7 separate regions of the Homo sapiens genome follow, and regions 1, 2, 3, 4, 6 and 7 are each linked to region 5. A link is a contact called in ENCODE Hi-C or POLR2A ChIA-PET data. All regions are on one chromosome and are shown on one strand. Each heading gives the region's core, a stretch centred on a gene start or an enhancer-like site at or near the end of the contact. The rest is flanking DNA. Distances are from core to core; before and after follow the strand shown.

Region 1 (2,885 bases), core at 102-2,601, 1.4 Mb before region 5:
TGAGCCTGGACAGCATACTTGTCACCTGCCCCAGGACTAGTGCCCCTCCAAGCCAGAGAGCCCAGATAGCCCTCAGTGGGGCTGGTGAGAGTCACAGTTCTCCGCACGTGGCCAGGAAGTTGAGCAAGAGTAACCCAACCACATAAGGTATGGTGCAAACCTGGAAACTTCTGAGAGCAAAGGGATGCTCTTAGTTGTTAGGCGGGGGCCGCCCAGCAGAGCCAGGACGGTGGCGACCCTAGTCCAGAGCCTTCCACTTTAGCAAGGTAGAATCCAAGGGCCCCAGAAGGGAACAGACTCCATCTGGGTCGCCTAAGCAGGTGAGAGAGGAAAACCCAACCACAGTCGCGCCCCAGCCCTCGCAGGTCCCTGGCTGAGGACTCCCCTCTCCACCTCAGGCTGGGCGGCCCCCGCCTTCACGCTTGCTCCCACTTGTCCCTCGTTCTTGCTAGGCTTGGCAGGTATTTGTTCCCTGCTCCTTCACGCTCTCAGTGCCGTGGCCACGTCGCTGGGTACGCCCCACCAGGCAAGAGACATTTTCCGTCTTGTTCTCTGCCACGTCCCCAGAGCCTGGAACAGTGCTTGGCACAGAGTGGACGCTCATTCGTGGAGTAAGTGCCTGATGGATAATCCATCACTTGCTTTTCTAGTATGAATGGTCTATTTACGGGTCCAGCGCCCCTGCTGGCTTACGACCTTTTCCAGGGCGGGGAGGGGCTGTCCTCATCTCTGTGACCCCAGCGCCCAGCCCAAGGCCTGGCACAGAGTAAGTGCTCAACCACATTTTGGTGAATGAGTGAATGGAAGCGGCCCAGCAACCCTGAGCCAAGGAGCCACTGTGGGGCAGGTCAGGGCGGTTCCTGGCACAGGGCTTCCCACTAGCCTGGCCACCAGCTCTGCGGTCTCCTGGAAGCTGGGGGGCCTTTGGGTAAGGGAGAAGAGTGGCCAGGAGTTGTCTGCGTGTGCCCTGTGACGGTGGGATAGAGACAGCGATTGGATTGAGGAACGGGAGGTTCCCCGAGGCTGTTTAGAGAGGCGGGAGCGGGAGCTGGTCAGGGAGGCTGGACAGACCACCCGAGGGAGCGGAGCTTGGGCACGAAAGCCAAAACTGGGCGGCGCGGGGCGGGTGGGGAAGGCCGGCTGAGAAAGCCGGGATTGCCTCCTGGTGTCAAAGCTCGGAACTGCAGCAGGATCCTGGGGGCGGGGCTTGTGTTCAGCAGCACTCGCCACGCGCCCAGCCCTCAGCCCTCGTCTCGCCTTCTGCTGGCTGGCCCGGCGACGTTGTGCGCCAGCGTACGCGGGGCTCTGAGAACCCGGAAGTTACGTTTTAGGCCCGCGTCACGGGGGCGGGAGTCAGCTGAGCTGCCGGGGCGAGGTTGGGATCACCTGGCACCGGCTGAAGGGAGCCTGTGATTTTTTTGTAGCGGGGGCGGGGAGTAAGGTGCAAGACTGCGCCAGATTCAAGGACGAGGGCTGCCCGATTATCTCGCTGCATAAGGCAAGAGCAAGAGGATCCTCAGGATTTTAAAGAGGAGGCGACGGCTGCAGGTTCCCAGGATCTGTCAGAGGCTGGGGAGTTACAGCTTCCATTCTGGGGCGACGGGGACCCCGGGGGGGTAGCCCTTTTGTAATCCCCAGGCCCCGGACAAAGAGCCCAGAGGCCGGGCACCATGGCGTCCATCCTGGATGAGTACGAGAACTCGCTGTCCCGCTCGGCCGTCTTGCAGCCCGGCTGCCCTAGCGTGGGCATCCCCCACTCGGGTAAGGAAGAGGAGGGTGCCGCTGCCCCTTTCGGCTCTCCTAGCATTTGCGTGGGAGCAGCGAGGAGGGCAGCTCCAAGAGCTCGGGGTCATCCCCTGGGCCGTGCCTTCCGGGTCTAGGCCCCTGATTCTCCTCAGGCTCTCTTGGCCCCCAGCTGGTGGATAGTCGAAGTTTGAAAGAGCAACGGGAGCTGCCGCGTGATCTAGGCTCTACCGCTAGGGTCCTTTTGAGAGGGAATTGGGGCCCAGATAAGGAATTACTCACCTACAGGGCGCAGTTGGGCTGTTGGGAGAACTTAGAATGGGCTCCCGGCTTCTGCTGATGCTTTTCCCACCAGGCCCCTTCTGGAGGTGGGAGGGAAGGAATGGACAAAGAAAGTGGTGAAGGCGGAGTATTGCAGAGGAAGAAGGGAGGGTCCCAGAGGGAATTTTGTCGCTGAACGGGGAAAATGGAGATGAAATCTTTTTGGCCTTGGCTATAGCTGGGTGCAGCCTGGAGTTTGGGGACGTTTTTGTAGAAAGTAGTGAGTCTCCAGGAGAATGAGGGCATAGGGAGCCCTGGGGAACTGTTCCAGTGAGTGGAGTTAACGAATTGGAGCTGCTTTCACTCTAGTCTTTACCTTCATTCAATGCTCAAAATATCCCAGCACTTGCCAACTCTACACTGAGGCTCATTACCGCATGGGCAGGGAGGGGGGCAGAGAATGGGGCTATACTACTTCAGTTAAGCTGGGATTGCTGGGCCAAAGACCTGATAAGGGAGAATACCCAGACCACCAGTCCCGTCCCACCTCCACGCAGCCCCATTACCAGTGGGAGCAGGTATATCATGCTGTGACAGCATCTTAAGGGTTCAAAGAATCAACCCCTCACTGCTGTCAGAGTGTGGAAAGAGCTCCAGACCTCTATTGTAAAGGTGACCAGCAAACGACTTGATATCAAACTATTTGTTAACCAAGGTCCTGGGGATAGGAATATGTCAGGAAAGTGGCGAGGAGCACTGTGGTGTTTTTTCTGCCTCTCCTTGCCCTTCACCTGTCTCTTCCACAGCTAATCTTCTTGTCATTCCTTACCTGTAGGGTATGTGAATGCCCAGCTGGAGAAGGAAGTGCCCATCTTCACAAA
Region 2 (2,806 bases), core at 269-2,768, 1.6 Mb after region 5:
GGGGTGGTCTCGCTATGTTGCCCAAGCTGGTCTTGAACTCCTGGCCTCAAGCGATCCTCCTGCCTCAGCCTCCCGAAGTGCTGAGATTACAGGTGTAAGCCACTGTGCTCCACAAATTCTTATGTTCTTATAACTTACTTTGGGGAGCAATTGGCAACAGGTACTAAATAAAGCTAGTATTGGCTAGAGAATGACAATTGCAGAACTTTCTTTTTTTTTTTTTGAGAGAGTGTCTCACACTGTGGCCCAGGCTGGAGTGCAATGGTGCGATCTCTGCTCACTGCGACCTCCACCTCCCGGGTTCAAGCAATTCTCCTGCCTCAGATTCCCAAGTAGCTGGGATTACAGGTACCCACCACCATGCATGGCTAATTTTTTGTATTTTTAGTAGAGACGGGGTTTCGCCATGATCGCCAGGCTGTCTTGAACTCCTGACCTCAGGTGTTCAGCCCGCCTCAGCCTCCCAAAGTGCTGGGTTTATGGGCATAAGACACCGTGCCTGGCCGCAGCACTTTTTTGAACAAGGGGACAACCACCTGCCTCTCAGTAGGGAATAAAGTGTGGATTACAGTTTATTTTATACAATGGAATTCATAAGCTGTTAAGATGAATGAATTAGATGTATAGGGATCCAAAGATAATTCTCAAAAGCCATGTTGAGACTAGATACGGCGGCATCTACTCGGGAGGCTGAGGCAGGAGGACAGCCTGAGCCCCAGGAATTCGAGTCCAGCCTGGGCAGCATAAGCAGACTTCTATGGACAGCAAAAGAGGGACTGTATCCCGCACAATGCCCTGCCAACAGGCATTCTCTATCTATCTATCTAGTCTGATATTATATACATATTCTGATATATACTTAAGTTCCTAATTATTAGATTAATAATATACTTAAGTTCCTAAGTAATTACACTAATAATACATAAATTCTTGTAATTATATGTAATTAGTGATATTATATTCTAATCATAATATATATTAGACTAATACATATATTCTAGCATATATATATTAGACATATATATTCTGATATATACTTAAGTTCCTAATGTTTTTATATGTGTAATATATATTATATATATGTAACATTAGTCTAAGGAATTTGTGGAGGCTAACAGAAGAGAGGTGCTTGCTGAATACGAGAGCAGGCCACAGGAACAAGATCGGATGCAAGTGGGTGGGGGTGGAAAGATCGAAGAATCTGGCAGCCAGATCTCAAGAGCTGGCGGGGTTGGAGTGGTCTGTCCGGGAGAGGTCTGGAGGTTGCTGGGGCCGGAAGGGGTTAAAATTCGACTGGGAAGAGGGTGTTAGCACCGTACCTTTCTCATTGCGAACTGGGACGGCCCCAGCCGTAGACTGAATGGGCGGTTGCTTCATGAGAGCGCTTGGGACCGACATGTTGATGGCAGCGACGGTGATTCCCGAAACTTGACTAATTCCAAACAGTGAACACCAGCAACGTCAACGAAGAGAAGAAATTCCTTCCACCTGAGTCCGCGAACACAGCTGCGCGACTGATAGAGAAACTACTTACGGCTGAGCTAGATAAACCGGAAATACGTGACGAGAGGATTGTGGGATGGTGGACGACGTTTGGGCGCCCACAGCTAGGAAGTCGAGTCGGTTTCTGCGCATGCTCATTGGCTGCCCGCATGTCCTCTACGTCGCAGAATTTGGAAGCAGCTTTTGGCGGGAAATTTTGCTTCCTTTGGGCTTTGCTGTTAGGACTCTGCGGTGAGGAAGGTTCGAATGAAAGATTTTACGTGTTAGCTTGGTTTGAAGCCAAGAACGGTATAGTGAATAAGAAACTCAGGCGACAGTGAGTTACTGTTTGAATGGCTTGTTGAAAGCTCAGAAGAAGTAGAGTTTGATGGAATAAAAATCTTGCCAGTAGTATCCGATTAGCTTAGTTCATAAGGCCAGGGTGGGCTGTGGTGCGGTATTTGGTTTCACAGGGCAGGTGGTGCTGATTTAGGCCAGTGACCGAAAAAAAAAAAAAAAAAACTCCCGAGGTGCCTGGGACATTGCCCACCTGAAATCCCAAAACTCCACTTTTTTAGGCTTTCAGGTTTTTCCAGTTTCTGGAAACTACCTATTAAAATACATTCCTGGCTAGAAAATGTTTGTATTTAAATATCTAAGTAATTATTATTCTTTTGAGACTGTCTTTTTCTGTCACCCAGGCTGGAGTGCAGTGGCTCGATCTCAGCTCACTGCAGTCTCCACCTCCCGGGTTTAAGCAATTCTCGTGCCTCAGCCTTCTGATTAGCTGGGATTACAGGCGCCTGCCACCACTCCCTGCTGATTTTTGTATTTTTAGTAGAGACGAGGTTTCACCATGTTGGCCAGGCTTAAGTGATCCGCCCACTCCGGCCTCCCACAGTGCTGAGTGTTGGCGTGGGCCACCACTCCCGGCTAATTTTTGTATTTTTAGTAGAGGCAGGGTTTCGCCATGTTGCCCAGGCTGGTCTTGAACTCCTGACCTCAGATGATCCACCTACCTCGGCCTCCCCAAAGTGCTGGGATTACAGAGGTGAGCCACCGCACCCGGCCTATTTAAGAACTCTTTAAGGACTTACAGGATAATAACAGAAGCAGCTCCAATTTACAAGCTGAGTCGTGTTAAAAAATATATATAATATTGGCTAATTGGAAAGTCAGGACACATTTCACAGTAGAAAGGACTTTATAACTGCGGGGGAGACAAGGGACAGTAGGAACAAAGTCTTAAAGTCCAGAAACAGTATGTTTTATACAGGACACCATGAAAAGTTTGGTTTTATCAGTAATTTTTGAGTCATGAGGG
Region 3 (2,977 bases), core at 366-2,865, 1.5 Mb after region 5:
AGGTTCTCTGTTTGGAACATGGGTCTGGCTTCTAGGATATTTTAAGGGAATGGGACAGATGAAGACCAGGGTAGGAGGTGGAACTGGATCTTTTATTACAACATTTAAGAGTGGAGATTAGAAAGGAAGACAATGCCAAAGCTTCCCATGTTAGTCCCACCCCATCCAAAGTACCTCACTTCCCACTGTGCCATGTGCTCCCTTGAGGATCCTGGGAGTGACTGTCCTTGGTTGCTTGCCAGTGGATCTGACACTGACACCTGGTGGGGAAAGTGGCAGGAGCACTTGGTTCCCTGGAGTACTGGGATACCTTGGACTTCAGGCTTTGCCCCACCTTATCACAACTCCCTGCAATTTCTGGCCTCACCCACCTCCTCTAGTGCCATCTGTGGCTGTGATACTGCATCTCCTTCAGAATAGCCTCCTGTGTTCTGCCAACTCTCAGGATGTCTGGCATCTTCAGTCAGGTTGTGTCCCTGAACTGATGATGGGGCTGGGATAGAATCCATGGCTGCCCAAATAATGAGGCGCTCCCTGAGTGAGCCCAGGCAGTGGAGGCTGTTAGGCCCAGACCTGGAAAAGGATGGTGGAAAAAAATAGGAGGGTGGAGACCTCTTAAGCACCTCTCCACATTTCCCTCCCCCACTTTCCACAAACCCTTTCTTGCCGGCTACCTGTTCCCCCTCACCTGAGGAAGCGTTGGCACACAAGGTCCAAGCTACCACCAGCGCCCTCCTGACAACACTGGGACACTATGAAGGAGAAGAGGCAGGACCAACCAGGGCCTGGGAGTCTCAGATACTGGGGGTGGAAGGAGACGGTAAGCCCCATGAAGTCAGCCCCTCCCCCTCCTGCCGCCGCCACTCGTCCGGGAGCCAGTCCGTAAGTAAGACTAAGACGGGTCCCACAGGGCTTGTTAGCACACCAGGTGCAGCTGGGCCTGAGTTCCCCAGGAGGCCGAAACAGCACAGTCCCCTCAAACCACAGCCCCCTGGGACAACCCCAGCAGCCTCCTCGCCCCACTTGGAGTTCAGTTATCGGAACTACCTCAGACCGTGACTACTCGCAGCCTCCGGCCCCGACCGCACCTTCCACCTCCAGCCCACGTTTATGCTCCCTCGCCCTCACCTCGCTCACACACCCTGAGCTCGCACTTACCCCTCGGTGGCCTTGGAAAGCAATCACCGGCCGTACCTGCGGGGAGAGCGAAGATGTGACCGTTGAGCGCAGGTGAAGCAGTGTCCCCAGGATCCGGCGTCCGGAGCCCGGGATCACCTGCCTAGCGGGCTTCACTTGGAGAGGTGGGGAGGCCAGAGCTTGCGGAAGCCGCTCCCTCTCCCCTGCACCTTCTCCAGGGTCGCCGGCTGAGGCCCAAGGTCCCTAGGGGCAGTGACTAGAGAAGAAGGGGGCCGGCCGTACCTGTTGCCGCTGACACTCTTGCAGCGCCCGCAGGGCAGCGTCGTTGAGCCTGAGCAGTAAGAGGCTAGTCCGGGCAGCTTGCGTGAAGCAGAGCCGGAGCTGTCCTCTCAGAGGCTCCTGGAGCTCCTCCATGGCGACGAGTTCGAGTGCAAGCAGCACGGGGGCCACAGGCGAGGGCCACCACCGCCACCTCCTCTGTTCAGGGTTTGGTTGGCACACCCGGTAACCCACGTCTGCCCCACCCTCCGCCAGGAACCCGCCCCCGGCCCCACCTCCCGCCAGCGCCACCCCAAGCTTTCCCAGCCGCGTGGGCGGCGCTTCGCTCTCCCCGGCCAACCGCCCGGACCTCGGCGCTTTCTTCTAGGATCCGCATGAATCGCTTTGGGCTATCGGAAGAGCTATCCCCAGTTCTCGGGAGAAAGAGTCCGCGACCAGCGTCTGACCTCTCACTCAGAGTCCCCAGTCCTGCCTTAGTTTCCCCAGCGACCCTGAATTTGGAGTTGCTGTCTCTAAGTGAAAGCTGAACCTGCAACCCCTTGAGGGTTTCAGCCGCAGAGGGGCGGGAGAAAGGGCCTGGTTGGTAGGCGGGCTCAGCGGTTCGCGCCCAGTTAGCCCCGAGCTTCGGAGACCCGAGAGACCAGAGGATGGCTGACACGAAGGGGCACCCGAGACAGCGCCTGGGCTTTTTCCCGCCCGCGGTTCCACCGCTCTGAAACCGATTTCTAACAGAGAGGTAATTGGGGCCCTGCGGTTGTGGTGGCAGCAGTGAAAGTTGGCTGTCACCGACTGGAGCGCCCCCAGTTGGTGGGCAGGGATACGGGCGCGGGTAGTGGCAGGAAAGTTGCAGGGCAGAGAGCCAGAACCCAGTCCTAGGTCTCACCTCGTGGCCTAAACACGCGTCAGAGTGGTGAGACCGCTCCCTGAGGAGGGCCAGGAGCTGCCATGAAGTCGCCAGGCATTCCAGAGGGCCAGATCCTGGTGCACTGAGACCCCAGCACCAACCTCTGGCCAGCCCTTGGTGTCTCCACTTGTTCCTGTTTGATTATGTTTCCCAAGAGCCCCGATGTTGTCCTGTTTCCTAAACAGGATCCCTCTGTTAAATCCCTGGACCTGCACAATCCCCGGGAACCTTAACGTCCTCTACTACAAATAAAATTACCTATACATTTGTCAAAACTCATAAAAAAAAAATACATTTTTTTTTTTTTTTTTGAGACGAAGTCTTGCTCTGTCGCCCAGGCTGGAGTGCAGTGGCACGATCTCCGCTCACTGCAAGCCCCGCCTCCTGGGTTCACGCCATTCTCCTGCCTCAGCCTCCCGAGTAACTGGGACTACGGGCACCCACCACCACGCCTGGCTAATGTTTTGTATTTTTAGTAGAGATGGGGTTTCACCGTGTTAGCCAGGATGGTTTTGATCTCCTGACCTCGTGATCCACCCGCCTCGGCTTCCCAAAGTGCTGGGATTACAGGGATGAGCCACCGCGCCCGGCTAATACACATAAAATTTGTATGTAAATTATACTTCAATAAAGTTGATCTTTAAAATCTGTGCTATT
Region 4 (3,201 bases), core at 375-2,874, 1.7 Mb before region 5:
TACATACTTTTCTTTTGGATAAGGTTCTGCTTTCACTGTAAATATCTTAATGAAATGATGCACTTGAGAGATGATGTCCCTCCTGTGAAGTAGTTTGGTTCTAACATACCCCACAATCAATGGAGAATTCTACCTCTTATTTCTGGAGGTAGTCAGGAATCAGACTTTTCAGCATATGGAGTTCTGCAGCTGTGGATACCTCAGCTGCAGTCCCTCAGTTAGTTTGGTGAGACTAATGACTTGAAGAAGGAATTTAGCTAAAAAAGATTTCCCTTTCTCCTCTCCAGAATACAAATGCCTAGGATAAGAATTAGACTGTCTTTTTTTTTTTTTTTTTTTTGGCAAACTAACATTGAAATGCCTCCTTATTTGGAAGAATCCCACTCTGGATACCAAAGAGGGTTAGATTCTTGGCCGGGCGCGGTGGCTTACGCCTGTAATCCCAGCACTCATAATATAAAAATTAGCCAGGCGTGGTGGTGCGTGCCTGTAGTCCCAGCCACTCAGGAGGCTGAGGCAGAAGAATGGCTTGAACTCAGGAGGCGGAGGTTGCAGTGAGGTGAAATCGCTCCACTGCACTCCAGCCTGGGCGACAGAGCAAGACTCCGTCTCAAAAAAAAAAAAAAAAAAAAAAAAAAAGAGGGTTAAATTCTTCCATCTCCAGGCACCCTGGAAGTGAGGGCTCAGAGCAATGAGGTTTGGCTGATGGAAGTCCTCCCCTGCAGGACTCTTAACCTTGGAAGAGGGACACAGAGACACAGGGAGATTTAGGGGTCTCCAAGGGGTGGCAGGGCTGCAGGAAAAAGAGTCCTTTGGCACAACATAGTTTCTTGTGTCTACTGCATCCCAACTGGGTTTCTTCCCTGACATGTCTGAAGCCAGGCTCTCAAAAGGCTTGGTTTCCCTTGATTTGGCCCTTTTTCTGAGCCTAGTCTCCAGTTGTCTTGTGAATTCTATGAGGCACTAATATACTTTCCATAATTCTATCTCTGATGAAATTAGCCAGAGTTGGTTTATTTTGCACTTAAGAACCCTCGCCATATATCCTCTGATCTATTTGCAGTTTTAATCTCAGGATGGAAGCATGTGGGAGGCGAATGGGGATCACTAATCCTTCTCATGCTGTTAGGGGGAAACACAGGTGTGAACACATTGCTTCTGGGGTGCTTGTGTGTGTTTTAAATACATATATAACAATCTTACTGAGATACAAGTCACATACTATAATATTGACCCTTTTAAAATATAGAATACAGTGGGTTTTAGTATATTCGCAGAGTTTAGCAATCTTTATTCTGGTTGTTAGTTTTTGTTTTGTCTTAAATAAAGCTCCTTTCAAGCGTTTCTTCAGACCCAAGGGACTACTCGGAATTTACACGACCTACTCCTGTCATGGCCTTTACACGGAGCAATTCCAAGGGTTTCCTTTATAAATAACGTCGTATCTCCCTAATAGGAAGACGTCTGAGTAAGGTCACTTTTGGTGAGACATTTACAGTCTCTCATCTCTAAGCTCACTCAATTCACCTAATTTAATTCGAGCAGCTCACTCATTCGCTCACTTATCGCAGACCCCGCCTCGGGACTGGGCCTCCCTGATTCGCTGGGGCCGAGTGACGTCCTCAGATCGCGACCCTGGGAGTGGAGTGGGGGCAGCGTGGTTATGTGGCTGGACCGCCGCGGATGGCTCAGGGTTCTTGGACATTGGCGCTACGACCTTAGGCGCCCTAGCTTTACCAGGACTTGGAGTGGCGATAAGGGCCCAATGGCAGAAACAGTGTCTACCCAGGTTGGGACAGAGGGCGGGCTGAGGGCTTCGCATCAGCAAAACGGTGACGCTGGTGGCGACGCGAAGGTTGAGCTGTCCCCCGGGCCCCCGAAGCCGGCTGGCCGGGAAGTGGAGCCGGCCCCAGTAGGCGGGGAGCATCCCTCGGCTGCAGCCCCAGGCCCGGGCAAGCATAAGAAGCGGCGGGGCGCAACCAGGGAGCGTGTCGTGCCGCCCCCGAAGAAGCGGCGGACCGGGGTGAGCTTCGGAGATGAGCACTTTGCAGAAACCAGTTATTACTTCGAGGGCGGCCTGCGTAAGGTGCGGCCCTATTACTTTGACTTCCGGACCTACTGCAAAGGTCGCTGGGTGGGCCACAGCTTGCTGCACGTCTTCAGTACCGAGTTCCGAGCTCAGCCCCTGGCCTACTATGAGGCCGCGGTCCGGGCGGGCCGCCTGCAACTCAACGAGAAGCCGGTGCAGGACCTCAACATCGTGCTCAAGGTGGAGTCCTGATGGGGCTGGCCAGAAGCGGGCGAGGAAAAGGGGCCGGGTTTTGTTTTGTTTTGTTTTGTTTTTTAGTCTTAGTAAAGCATAGGTACTGGATTAAAATCATGGCAATTCTAAAGCGTTCTCGCTTTCATTTGGAACACTATTTTAGCCCGTTTCCCACCTCCGCAAGTGGCCAGGGTGTCTGTGCTTCAGGACTCAGCCTGTTTATCCTCTTCCTCAAGGCAGCTTCCTTGTTTCCAAGGGACAGAAGTTGGAATTTTCATAATTCCTTTAAACACCGTCTTGTGGCAAGGGCACTGATCACTTTACCCTGCGTTGTAGATCTCTGTGCAAATAGTAATAATAGGGGCTATCATTTATGTCTCTTTACTGTGTGCTGGGCACAAAGTTAAACATTGTATGTCCACTAATTCTAATGACAGCCTTGTGAAGTAGGTATTGCCACTCCATTTTACCTCTGAGGAAACTAAGGAAACTCACAGGGGTAAGGCTATCAACAGTGCCACTACCAAAGCCTATGTTCCTATAACTACTACTTAAACTATTTAACATAGAGTTATGAGATGTCAGGGATAGAGACTAGAATTGTTTAGCCCAGTGCTTTGACTCCTTTAAAATTCCATCACATCTATGAGGTACCAGACACCCCTGTCAGAAGTAACACTGTTTACCTCTCAGTAACACTAGTTTACCATGGTTGTGAGTGGAGAAAAGGCGATTACAGCATTTGGGGAATGGATGGTTTTGGAGTAACTTGTTCCATTGATCAATCGATTTGCGTCAATATATCATACATTGACGAATTCCCTCTCCTATCCCAATTTCTAAAGCACAGATCTGGTCTAACCCTCACATTCCACAGGAAGCAGAGACCCAGAAAAGATAAATGACTTGCCCAAGAGCATGTAGCGAGCCTGTGGCAA
Region 5 (2,783 bases), core at 87-2,586:
CTTTCCAAAACTAAAATAATTTTTCCCCTGCAAACATAAAGGAAAGATAATTAGCCTCAGATGGCTTCAATTACCAAAGCATCATATAACTATCTAAGACTGCTAGAAATTCCAACTTAACTTAAATCTTTATGGGACGTACCCCTTAATCAGTTCATTCCCTTTACTCACCAATCACTGCTCAGAATAACCAATCATTTTTTCTAATGAACTATTCTGTGTGCAAATAACCAGAGTTTTATTTTCAAATCTAAAAAGACTTAACTATTAACCATTTTAGTAACAAGTAAAAACCTAACTGAACACCTGAAAATCTTCACCACTGAACAAAAGGTATAACGTTTACCATAATAAAAGCCCAAATAAGATTTGGACATTACAGTCAGTGAGCAGAGCAGAATGAAACAAAAAGGCCAACGTAGGTTTAATGGGGCTAATGCTTTTCAGCATTTCCTCCCTGCATCTGGTTTTTGTCTGCTCACAGGACTATACCTGTTACTGAAATAAGGTTTAAAATGGGTAAGGGGCAGAAAGGGTCAACCCATGTAGTTAATTATCCAAATGAAAGACTAGCCTTACCACATTAAATTTTAAGTACTATTTCTTCAATTTTAACCATTCCCATGTTAAAACACATTTCTTAAATCTCTATGCTTTCTAGTCACACAGTAAAGCTTAGAATAGCCATTCCAAAGTTGAAGCGAAGTCGAACCATCTCGTAAGCAGAATTACCCAGGGACCAAGAAGTGCAGAGGAAGAAAAAGAAAGAAAGAAATGAAGACTCCTATTTACATATCTTTCTTATCCAACCCGGGGACACTGGATTCTGTGAAACATCTGAAAGATAAACAACTCTCCGTTTGTACATCAAGTTTACATCTCAAGTCAGGCACTGAAAGTTCTGTTTTTCTGATGAGAAGCCGCTCCACCACTCCTTTCTGTTGCTGAAGTGGCCCTTACATTCCCGCTAGCCTAATCACAGAAGTGCGCGGCTTTCCACTCCAGGGAGGTGGGTCCCAGTTGGCTAGCCACACAGACCATCCCAGCAACCCCACCCCTTTTGAAGAGACTTTTGCGGAACCTTCATGGACCCCTTGGGCCGCCGTAGCCCCACCCCTTGCTCCTCTAGGTTCAGACGTTAGTGAAGTGAATACTCACCGACGGTATCGGAATGTGCCATTTGGACCGGTCGGCAGCAGCTACGGTTGCCGGTCCCGCACTGAAAAACGACAGTGGTGACGGGTGAGCTCCCAGAAGCAGAAGAATGACAGGCAACACCTGAAGCCACGCAGCCGCCGCCATCTTCACAGCCGTGGAGTGCCTACCGAAAGCATTTCACCCTCTTCCGGTTCGTCCCGCCTTCTTCCGGCTCTGCTCTAAGGGCGGGATTATCCGGGTCCTGGAAACGTCGCGGAGCTTGTTTGCTGTGCGGCGTAGCGGCCCCTCTCTCAGACAGTCGTCTGTGCGCCGTGAGACTTTGGACCTACTGCGCAGGCGTCATCCTGTTGGAACCTGGTCAGCTGGGTTAGAGAGATCGCTACATGCCAGCCTGGCCTGAGTCTTTTCTGTCTCCCAGCCGTTAAAGGTTTTAGGACCAGGCAGGCACCCCGTGCAGGATTTGGCTCTCTACTTCCGCTCGCCCCAGCCCTTCATCCCTTCTAAGTCAATGTCAGACTTTGGGGCCAGAAAGTCTGGAAAAGCCCTAAGCCTGGCTGCCCAAGTGGCGTCTAGTAGTGAGTTCTCCGGTTTGGGTGGTATTTAAGCAAAGGCTGGAATTCGGCGGTGGTGGAGTACACGCGATTCCTAGACTGGGTAGTGTAACAACCTTCAAAGGCCCCTTCTAGCCCTGAAGAGTACGATGCTGCAGTACAATCTGGCTGGAGACCTAGCCTCCAGCAAAGACCCGGCCGGCACTTCCCACCCTTAACCGAAAACGGAGACAGAGAGGGTCAGTTTTCAAAATCTGTGGCGTGACCCCGCCACTGAGATAGATCTGCAGATGCTTCGTCCCAGTCAGGGAGGCCGTCTCGGCATTTCCAGGTTCTTAACGCTCTTGATTTTTACCCTCTAGGACTCATTGCGTACACGCCCTCACCGCCGCCCAGTTTCGGTTCCTAACAAAAGCACGTTCCTCATCAGCCACCCATAATCAAGACAAATTTGCCAAATAAATCATTGTAGAAACGCTAGTTTGGGCCTGAAAAATTCCAGGAGCAAGAGTCAAGATTTGTCACTCCATGAGAATCTGGAGGGGACTCCCTTCCCAGAAACTTGACGATGAAGTACTGGTTGTAATTTTAGAAAGACACCCAATCGGCTTTTTTAAAAGATCGCCCAGGGCCCTTGTCCTGAGAGCTGGGAGCTGGTCGGAGTGACAGAGAAGCCATGGAAGCAGCAGTGAAAGAGGAAATAAGGTAAAGGCCAAGTGCTTCTGTAGCGAGTGACCCCAGGGTCCCTAGAAACAGGGAATAGTGTTTTAATTGCATTTCTTATTTGCGTATTTGGTATTTGCTGACCTTTATCTTTTCTCTCAATTCGCGGGAAGTTAGTTGATATTAATAGCCTCTCATAAAATACTTTCAGGATGGTTAAATAGGCCGGGTGCAGTGGCTCACGCAGGTAATCCCACAGCACTTTGGGAGGCTAAGGTGGGAGGATCGCTTGAGTTCAGGAGTTCGAGACCCCCTCCCCGCCCCCTCGGAGTCCCAGCTACTTGGGAGACCACTGGGAGGATGGATTTGGAGGCTGCAGTGGAGCTGTGATCTTGCCACTGCTTGGGCAAC
Region 6 (3,186 bases), core at 262-2,761, 1.2 Mb after region 5:
AGAAGGCTTGAGGTGGGAGGAAATAAGAACGATGAAGTTGCAGAAGAGGGGTATTTCCCTTTTGTGATGCTCAGAACTCAGCCTGGTTTTCCCTGTGTATCTCTGCAGATGGCCGCTTCTACCCAAACGGGGTTGTTGCCATTGTCGCAGATTTGCATCCCCGGATCTAAGCAAGGATTGCTCCCCTTTTGTCCCCTCAACCCCCAAGAGTACTAGTGACTCAGCTCCTCCTCTCCTCTGGCTGCAATTAAGGGGGGATGGGGGATGCTGAGAGCACAGACTATTTTGGCTTCTCTGACCTTCAAAAGTAACTCTTGGCAGCCTGGGGCAAGGGTGGGGCTAGTGTTTGGGTGTGAGTGGGTGGCTGTGATTGTGAGGAAGGCCTTAGGAGCTGGCCAAACTGGGGAGGGTGGATGGGAAGAGGGCAGGGAAGGACTATGTAAGAGCATGAGCATCCTCGGGTTGGAAGGAAGTGCTACCACTCTCCAGATTCTTCCTTTGAGTCCTAGAGCGCTTTACTAAATCTGAGATGGAGGTAGAGACTAAGGGAAACAGGATCAACATTAGAAAGATCCAAATAATATAATATAGAAACAGCAAAGAGACAAGGAGAGAGCAAGAACCCAATCACCCTACAAAGTCATTATAGGGTTTTTTTAATCTAAAGAGTACTTCTGTTACATTTAATAATTGGCCTACAACCTTGCTTGGGCCGGAGGCCCTGGTGATCCTTCTTGGTCCTTGTTAACTCCTTCACTGTAAGGCAGAAAGCTCCCTGTCCCTTCAGGGACTTGTCTCTTCATATCCAATGACTCAAGAATCCCAAGAATCAGTGCCTGTGTGGTTACTGTGTTATGCTGCATTCCCATGAAACTTCATGTAGCTCTCAGGGTCCCTGTGCCCCACCCCAACAGGCTAGGGACCATGTGTCCACTCCGGAATTTCAAACTACCCTCTAACCCTAAAATAAGACTTATTTCTGCCCTCCTTGGTTTCTGTAGTGCTGAGGTTCAGAAGAAGGCAGCACATCTCTGCATCCCCAACCTTTGTCTTAAGCAGTTCCCCACACCTACCCCATGCTTTTGGGCCCCCAGCCTTTGTCTCCTGCTCCTCCAGGGACTGAAGGTCACTCCCTGGATCCATCTGAGGAGAGAGGCAGCAGATGGTTTCTAAGAGAAGGGGGAGAGCCCACGCAGCCCATGCCTCCTATAGCCTCGCTCTGTGCCCTAGCATGGGGCTTTGGTCTTTTGGCTGATGCCAAAAGAATATTTCCTAACTAAGCAGGGTTGGGAGAGAAAGGTCCTATGGGCCATAGGACATTGCAGAGGCTCCTTGAGCTGCTAGACAATCCCTCAGCCCCACAGAGCCAAGCAAAAGCACTGGAGCTCAGACGTCGTGAAGGCAAAGAAACAGTTAAGTCTCCAGTGCCTCGTCACGGACCAGCCCCTCTTCCCCGCCCTGGCGCCGCCCTCCTCATCAAGCACCCCCCTCCCCCCCCCACCGCCCGCCCCACTCCCACCCTAAGTGCTGCAGACTCTTCCCTGAAGCTGCCGGCTGAGGCCGGAGCTGCCGCCTCCATGAGAGGCTTCCTCCTACACCCCAGGGTAAGAACCGAACCAAAGGGCTTGGCATGTGGGGGTACACTGTGATAGGGAGGTGGGATGGGGGTCATGGAAAGGGTGCTGGTACCTAATCTGGCACATCTAGAACTAGCCCAGTGGCAGTAGGCAGGATGGGGAAATGGAGAGAGAAGATGAACGTTACTGGCTGTGGGCCCAGCCTGGACCCAGAACCAGAGGCCACCAGGGGCTGTGACAGTCCACCTCTCCAGCTGGGCGGGGATGGGAGAAATCAGCCTGGGACAGCAGCAGAGGGTGGTGCCACTGGCTCTGCCTGACAGCCCAGGATGCTGGAGGAGTTTGGGGGCTATGTTTCTGGTCAGAGGCAGAAGAATCTGAGAGAAAGGGGGATGTTATGGGAATGTGCCTAATAGGAGGGCCCCTGGGTGTCAGCTGCTGGATTGCTCAGCTGCTCCTATGCTGGGGGTGAGCAGGGCAGTGAGTTTTTGCCAAGTAAGGGAAGGTGGGGGACACTATGGAAAAGAAGGGAGGAAAGGGTCACTAAGACGTGGCACGCGCCTCCTTACAGACCAACCGGTTTGCAGTGGGCTCCCCCACCCTATTCCCTGCGGCTAGCTTTAGAATGGGACTCTAAACCCCCCTTTCTGGCCCTGCCGAGGCCACTCTGGAGACGGAGAACTCCCTCCCCAGCGGCTGCCCTGCATTTCCAGTCGTGTCAACCCCACAGGTTCCCAGTCTCAGCCCTACCCCCACCTCATCTCTGCTTCTCTTCCCAAGATGGGGGCTCTTGAACAGAGGAGCCAGTTTCTTCTCTCTCTCTGCATCCCCCCATCCCCACCCCCCATGCAGAAGCAGCCAAGAAAATGACTTGTCATGCTGGGGTGGGGGGTGGGGGCGGAGCTGGAGCCGGAGCTCAGCGCGCACACTCACACACTGCGGCAAACTGCAGCTGCCCAAACGGTCCCCCTCCCCTTCTGCCTCACTGCGGAGACACCTGCCCTCCTGCCTGCTCAGCCTCTGCACCGCAGCCCACCCCCCCCCGCAACTCCAGCACTGGCTGAGCACTGTGTGTCCCTGCCTCACAAGATGGTCCTCTCTAAAGAAAAAGGAAAAAACGAGTCAGTTCCCTTCAGTGAGAGAGCCAGGGGAGCAGAAGAAACGGCTTTCTCCCAGGCCTGAAAAAGAGAGGCACAGGATATAAACCATGTAATTTCAAGTCAGAACCACTCCCAGGGATAGAGTGAGGAACAGGACCTTATGCCAGGACAGGAACTGGGATCATAGAAGTCTTGTGGTGATAAATGGGGACCGTGAGGAATGGTTGGGGGCAGGGAGGGGTAGATAGAAAGCAAATCAGTGTGTGCTATAGATATTTGTCTTTCTGACCCTCCTACCTCAAATTTATGACCTTATTTGTGTGGAGGGAGCTCTTGTCTTTCTAAATCTGAACGACTTAAGGCTGGCAGCTTCCCGAACCTTGATATCCCTCACCTGCCCCAAGCCCTGCCCTTGCCTACATCTGAGGTGGCTCTTGTCCTCTGAATTTATCTCAAATGTTCCCTCAATTCTCAAGTAAATAGAAGGGAACCCTTGAATTCCCCTTTGG
Region 7 (3,126 bases), core at 214-2,713, 1.5 Mb after region 5:
TGGATAGGAGTCTTAAATTTAAATTAGTGAAGAAATAGGCTGCTGACCAAGTAACTCCTGATAGTGTGTCGCAGCACAGCTTGGCTCAAGCCTTGCAAATGCTCGATGAGAGAGAAAGTATCGATGAGACGTGAACGAATGGCATCAGCTCGGGGAAGCTGCATCTGCCCTTCTTGTTGGTAAGCGGCCATGTCTGCTAAGAAAATGTAAGCATCAAGTGTCATTTCATTCTTGGAGCTGCACCAAGGATTACAGGTTTTCTGTCCCCTCCTCCCCACCCTCTTTGCCCTTAAGATTCCTTAATGTACCCACATCTACGAACTAGGAGCAGTTGGGCAGAACAAACATTCTACTAAGACTCAGGGTTTTTTGAAACAAAAGGGGCTAAGAGTGGTAAAGACATTGAGCAGTCGACCAAGTGGCCAGGCATCTTCACTTTGTGACGGCACTACCAATTAAAAGCTCATTAAAAAAAAAAAAAAAAAAAAAAAAAGTCCGGGCGTGGTGGCTCACGCCTGTAATTCCAGCACTTTGGAATGCCGAGGCGAGCGGATCACGAGGTCAGGAGATAGAGACCATCCTGGCTAACACGGTGAAACCCGGTCTCTACTAAAAATACAAAAAATTAGCCGGGCGTGGTGGCGGGCGCCTGTAGGCCCAGCTACTCGGGAAGCTGAGGCAGGAGAATGGCGTGAACCCGGGAGGCAGAGCTTGCAGTGAGCGGAGATCGCGCCACTGCACTCCAGCGTGGGGGACAGAGCAAGACGGCATCTCAGACAAAACAAAACAAAACAAAACAAGAAACTCAATAAAAAAGGAGCAGCCACAAGGGCAGGGGCCCGGGGCTGGACAAAGAAGAACCTGGGTCCCACCTGGGCCTGAGAGAATCGGGCAATGAGGTGGAGTTGGGGGAGGGCTTGGCCTGCCCACGCAAGAGAAACCAAGTGAAGAGAAATTGGACAAAATGCCAAAGCCTGACATTTTGAAAATGGGTCCCGTCCCAAGTGTGTCCACTCCAACACTCCTTCGGGGGCTAGCTCCTTCTCTCCTCCATTCTCGCTTCTGGGCCTCACCTCAGCCCAGGTTCTCTTCGCCCACTCAGTCCTGACTTCACGCTTCCACCTCCAGCTCAGGCGCCCCCTGAGCCCGGCTACCCCTACGCAGGACGAGCTCAGGGCCGGCTCCCAGCCTCACTGCGCCCCATTTCCCGCCCCGCCCGACCCCCAGGTTTCGGCTCACCCCGGGACCCGGCCCTAGCCCCTGCCCCCAGCCCAGGACCGGGCCCAGCCACGCTCGCCCAGACACTCGCCGCCTCGGCCCCGCCCCGCGCTCCGGCCACTCGGCGGTAACGAGTTGGTCCCGCCCGCCCGACGAAGGCGACGCGCAGCCAATCAGCGGCTGCCACACAGCGGCCCAAGCCGGGTTTGGGGGTTGGGACCTCCGGCTGCAGGTCCGCCTGGGCCAGACGCGCGAGCGCAAGCAGCGGGTTAGTGGTCGCGCGCCCGACCTCCGCAGTCCCAGCCGAGCCGCGACCCTTCCGGCCGTCCCCACCCCACCTCGCCGCCATGCGCCTCCGCCGCCTAGCGCTGTTCCCGGGTGTGGCGCTGCTTCTTGCCGCGGCCCGCCTCGCCGCTGCCTCCGACGTGCTAGAACTCACGGACGACAACTTCGAGAGTCGCATCTCCGACACGGGCTCTGCGGGCCTCATGCTCGTCGAGTTCTTCGCCCCCTGGTGAGTCCATTCTGCCGAGGCGGGGGAAGAAAGGCGGGGCTGGGCCGGGGGCGAGAGCGCGGGGAACTGTTGGGCCTACGCAGCGCCGGGGCCCTTCATTCCTGTGGGCCCCTGCTGCGGCGGGCACATTTCTCATTCCCGGGAGCTGGAGGCGCCTCGCCGAGAGCGGGGGAGTCGGTGCTGATCGGCCCAAGGAAAACCCGAAGGCTGCGCTCACGCAGGGCCTCATCCTTATCTCGGTGCTCTTGTGGCACTTCCTATTTGCAGAGGGTTTTGCCACCCCTTCCCCCAGTCCAATATGTAGCTATATCTTTTCTGCGTGAGTCAGTATTAATGCTCCTCCAGTCTACAGACTAGGCATCCCAAAGCCTTGTAGTGGAAGCGGACGTTTCACCAAATGCAGAAGTCCTGGATCCCTAGGGTATTTCCTTTCATCTTACCTCACGCCGCACAGCCATTGGTTTCTAGCCAAGGTCACTGAGTGGCTGCAGAATGGTCGTAAGTGCTTTCTTGAGGCAGGTAATTTGTCCGTCACATGGTGTACAGTTTCTCCCTTCAGCTGATCACTTACATCTCAGTACCGGCAGATACCTCTGTCCAAACGAAAGGAGTACGTGAACAAGAATAATTCCATCAGAATCTGTCCATATTGTCTGTTTTAAATAGCATTTCTTTAAAATGTCAAAAAAGACTCCAATGAGAAAATAACCAATATTGATTACATACTCCACTTTAGGGTGACTTAAGTGATCAAGGGTGTAAATTCCTTAGATAGAACTAACTCGAAATAAAAAACTGTTGGGGAGAAGGAAGAGCAAATAAGATTTCTGGCCCAGTCAACTTGAGTGTTTGTTTTTTTTTTTTATTTGTGTGTGTGTGTGTTTTTAAACCTCCAGATCATTACCAGAGTAAACAGTGATTCCTTTATCCTGGGGATAGCTCTCTATATATAATTCAATATATATAATTACAGTACTTAATTTTTCCCCTCCTGGCACAGTGACCCTTGGTTTAATACTATCCGTGTTCAAAAATGTCAGTAAAAGTTGTGTATAACTTTTATTTGCTTCAGACTCAGGTCTTCCCTTCTTAGCCTCAAACAACTTGCTAAGGGTTACACGAAAAAAGTCCTGTAGTAAAGACCACCTGAATCAGAATGATGTGCTAGAGATGGCAAATTTTGTTTGCAGCTTGGACAGATTTTGTGTCCAGGGCATTTCTGGGGCTAACTGGCAGTACAGATTACACATATAGATAGTTCTTATACATCTCTGGAACTCATGTTCTCTCTTAGGAACAACTCTTCCCAATTATATAATCATGCTGTTAGCTTTGAGGGGGTGTCAATAATTTGTAAAAACTGGGGGTGTCACTAAGTTTGTCAGATCTGAGTG

What was found. A loop is a pair of places that touch in the nucleus more often than their neighbours do. ChIA-PET counts read pairs that join two places held with the same protein, here RNA polymerase II (POLR2A). Pooled maps may share reads with other maps.
Region 1: a map of CD8-positive, alpha-beta T cell shows a loop between it and region 5 (27-fold over the local background). The contact joins the promoter of VPS18 here to the promoter of TMEM87A in region 5. A Hi-C loop is called at or near these places in 1 of 168 maps with a recorded cell type or tissue (CD8-positive, alpha-beta T cell) and 9 of 50 pooled maps. POLR2A ChIA-PET finds 5 or more read pairs at or near these places in 1 of 52 experiments (naive thymus-derived CD4-positive, alpha-beta T cell).
Region 2: a map of naive thymus-derived CD4-positive, alpha-beta T cell shows a loop between it and region 5 (12-fold over the local background). The contact joins the promoter of MFAP1 here to the promoter of TMEM87A in region 5. A Hi-C loop is called at or near these places in 2 of 168 maps with a recorded cell type or tissue (both naive thymus-derived CD4-positive, alpha-beta T cell) and 8 of 50 pooled maps. POLR2A ChIA-PET finds 5 or more read pairs at or near these places in 1 of 52 experiments (CD4-positive, alpha-beta T cell).
Region 3: a loop to region 5 is called in a pooled map, with 9 times the contacts of the local background. The contact joins the promoter of ELL3 here to the promoter of TMEM87A in region 5. A Hi-C loop is called at or near these places in 6 of 50 pooled maps. POLR2A ChIA-PET finds 5 or more read pairs at or near these places in 2 of 52 experiments (activated CD4-positive, alpha-beta T cell and activated T-cell).
Region 4: a loop to region 5 is called in a map of CD8-positive, alpha-beta T cell, with 6 times the contacts of the local background. The contact joins the promoter of RPUSD2 here to the promoter of TMEM87A in region 5. A Hi-C loop is called at or near these places in 2 of 168 maps with a recorded cell type or tissue (CD8-positive, alpha-beta T cell and naive thymus-derived CD4-positive, alpha-beta T cell), 2 of 37 single-sample maps with no recorded cell type and 10 of 50 pooled maps.
Region 6: a map of CD8-positive, alpha-beta T cell shows a loop between it and region 5 (3-fold over the local background). The contact joins the promoter of MAP1A here to the promoter of TMEM87A in region 5. A Hi-C loop is called at or near these places in 4 of 168 maps with a recorded cell type or tissue (CD8-positive, alpha-beta T cell, naive thymus-derived CD4-positive, alpha-beta T cell and posterior cingulate gyrus) and 10 of 50 pooled maps. POLR2A ChIA-PET finds 5 or more read pairs at or near these places in 2 of 52 experiments (CD4-positive, alpha-beta T cell and CD4-positive, alpha-beta memory T cell).
Region 7: a loop to region 5 is called in a map of naive thymus-derived CD4-positive, alpha-beta T cell, with 12 times the contacts of the local background. The contact joins the promoter of PDIA3 here to the promoter of TMEM87A in region 5. A Hi-C loop is called at or near these places in 1 of 168 maps with a recorded cell type or tissue (naive thymus-derived CD4-positive, alpha-beta T cell), 1 of 37 single-sample maps with no recorded cell type and 10 of 50 pooled maps.

Annotation. Positions count from the first base shown.
Region 1 is chr15:40,893,099-40,895,983 of GRCh38, forward strand. It overlaps VPS18 (VPS18 core subunit of CORVET and HOPS complexes), which reads left to right and starts at 1,352. Exons shown (of 5, transcript NM_020857.3): 1 at 1,352-1,761; 2 at 2,840-2,885. The coding sequence starts at 1,671. RefSeq lists a silencer at 1,068-1,237 and an enhancer at 2,078-2,167.
Region 2 is chr15:43,823,172-43,825,977 of GRCh38, forward strand. It overlaps MFAP1 (microfibril associated protein 1), which reads right to left and starts at 1,519. Exons shown (of 9, transcript NM_005926.3): 1 at 1,320-1,519. The coding sequence starts at 1,398. RefSeq lists enhancers at 1,323-1,582, 1,335-1,966.
Region 3 is chr15:43,775,351-43,778,327 of GRCh38, forward strand. ELL3 (elongation factor for RNA polymerase II 3) reads right to left here and starts at 1,616. Exons shown (of 11, transcript NM_025165.3): 1 at 1,420-1,616; 2 at 1,159-1,194; 3 at 689-801; 4 at 372-573; 5 at 175-260; 6 at 1-31. The coding sequence starts at 1,551. It also overlaps a transcript of SERF2 not described here. RefSeq lists enhancers at 1,057-1,585, 1,079-1,128, 1,739-1,948 and a silencer at 1,569-1,678.
Region 4 is chr15:40,567,675-40,570,875 of GRCh38, forward strand. RPUSD2 (RNA pseudouridine synthase domain containing 2) reads left to right here and starts at 1,625. Exons shown (of 3, transcript NM_152260.3): 1 at 1,625-2,269. The coding sequence starts at 1,664. RefSeq lists enhancers at 1,567-1,896, 1,958-2,457, 2,207-2,256.
Region 5 is chr15:42,272,097-42,274,879 of GRCh38, forward strand. TMEM87A (transmembrane protein 87A) reads right to left here and starts at 1,337. Exons shown (of 20, transcript NM_015497.5): 1 at 1,159-1,337; 2 at 1-27. The coding sequence starts at 1,302. It overlaps GANC (glucosidase alpha, neutral C), which reads left to right and starts at 1,105. Exons shown (of 24, transcript NM_198141.3): 1 at 1,105-2,414. The coding sequence starts at 2,386. RefSeq lists enhancers at 687-936, 1,097-1,326, 1,299-2,498.
Region 6 is chr15:43,516,097-43,519,282 of GRCh38, forward strand. It overlaps MAP1A (microtubule associated protein 1A), which reads left to right and starts at 1,512. Exons shown (of 6, transcript NM_002373.6): 1 at 1,512-1,604. RefSeq lists an enhancer at 1,987-2,630.
Region 7 is chr15:43,744,975-43,748,100 of GRCh38, forward strand. It overlaps PDIA3 (protein disulfide isomerase family A member 3), which reads left to right and starts at 1,464. Exons shown (of 13, transcript NM_005313.5): 1 at 1,464-1,732. The coding sequence starts at 1,566. It also overlaps the pseudogene CATSPER2P1. RefSeq lists a silencer at 1,180-1,479 and enhancers at 1,980-2,029, 2,040-2,089.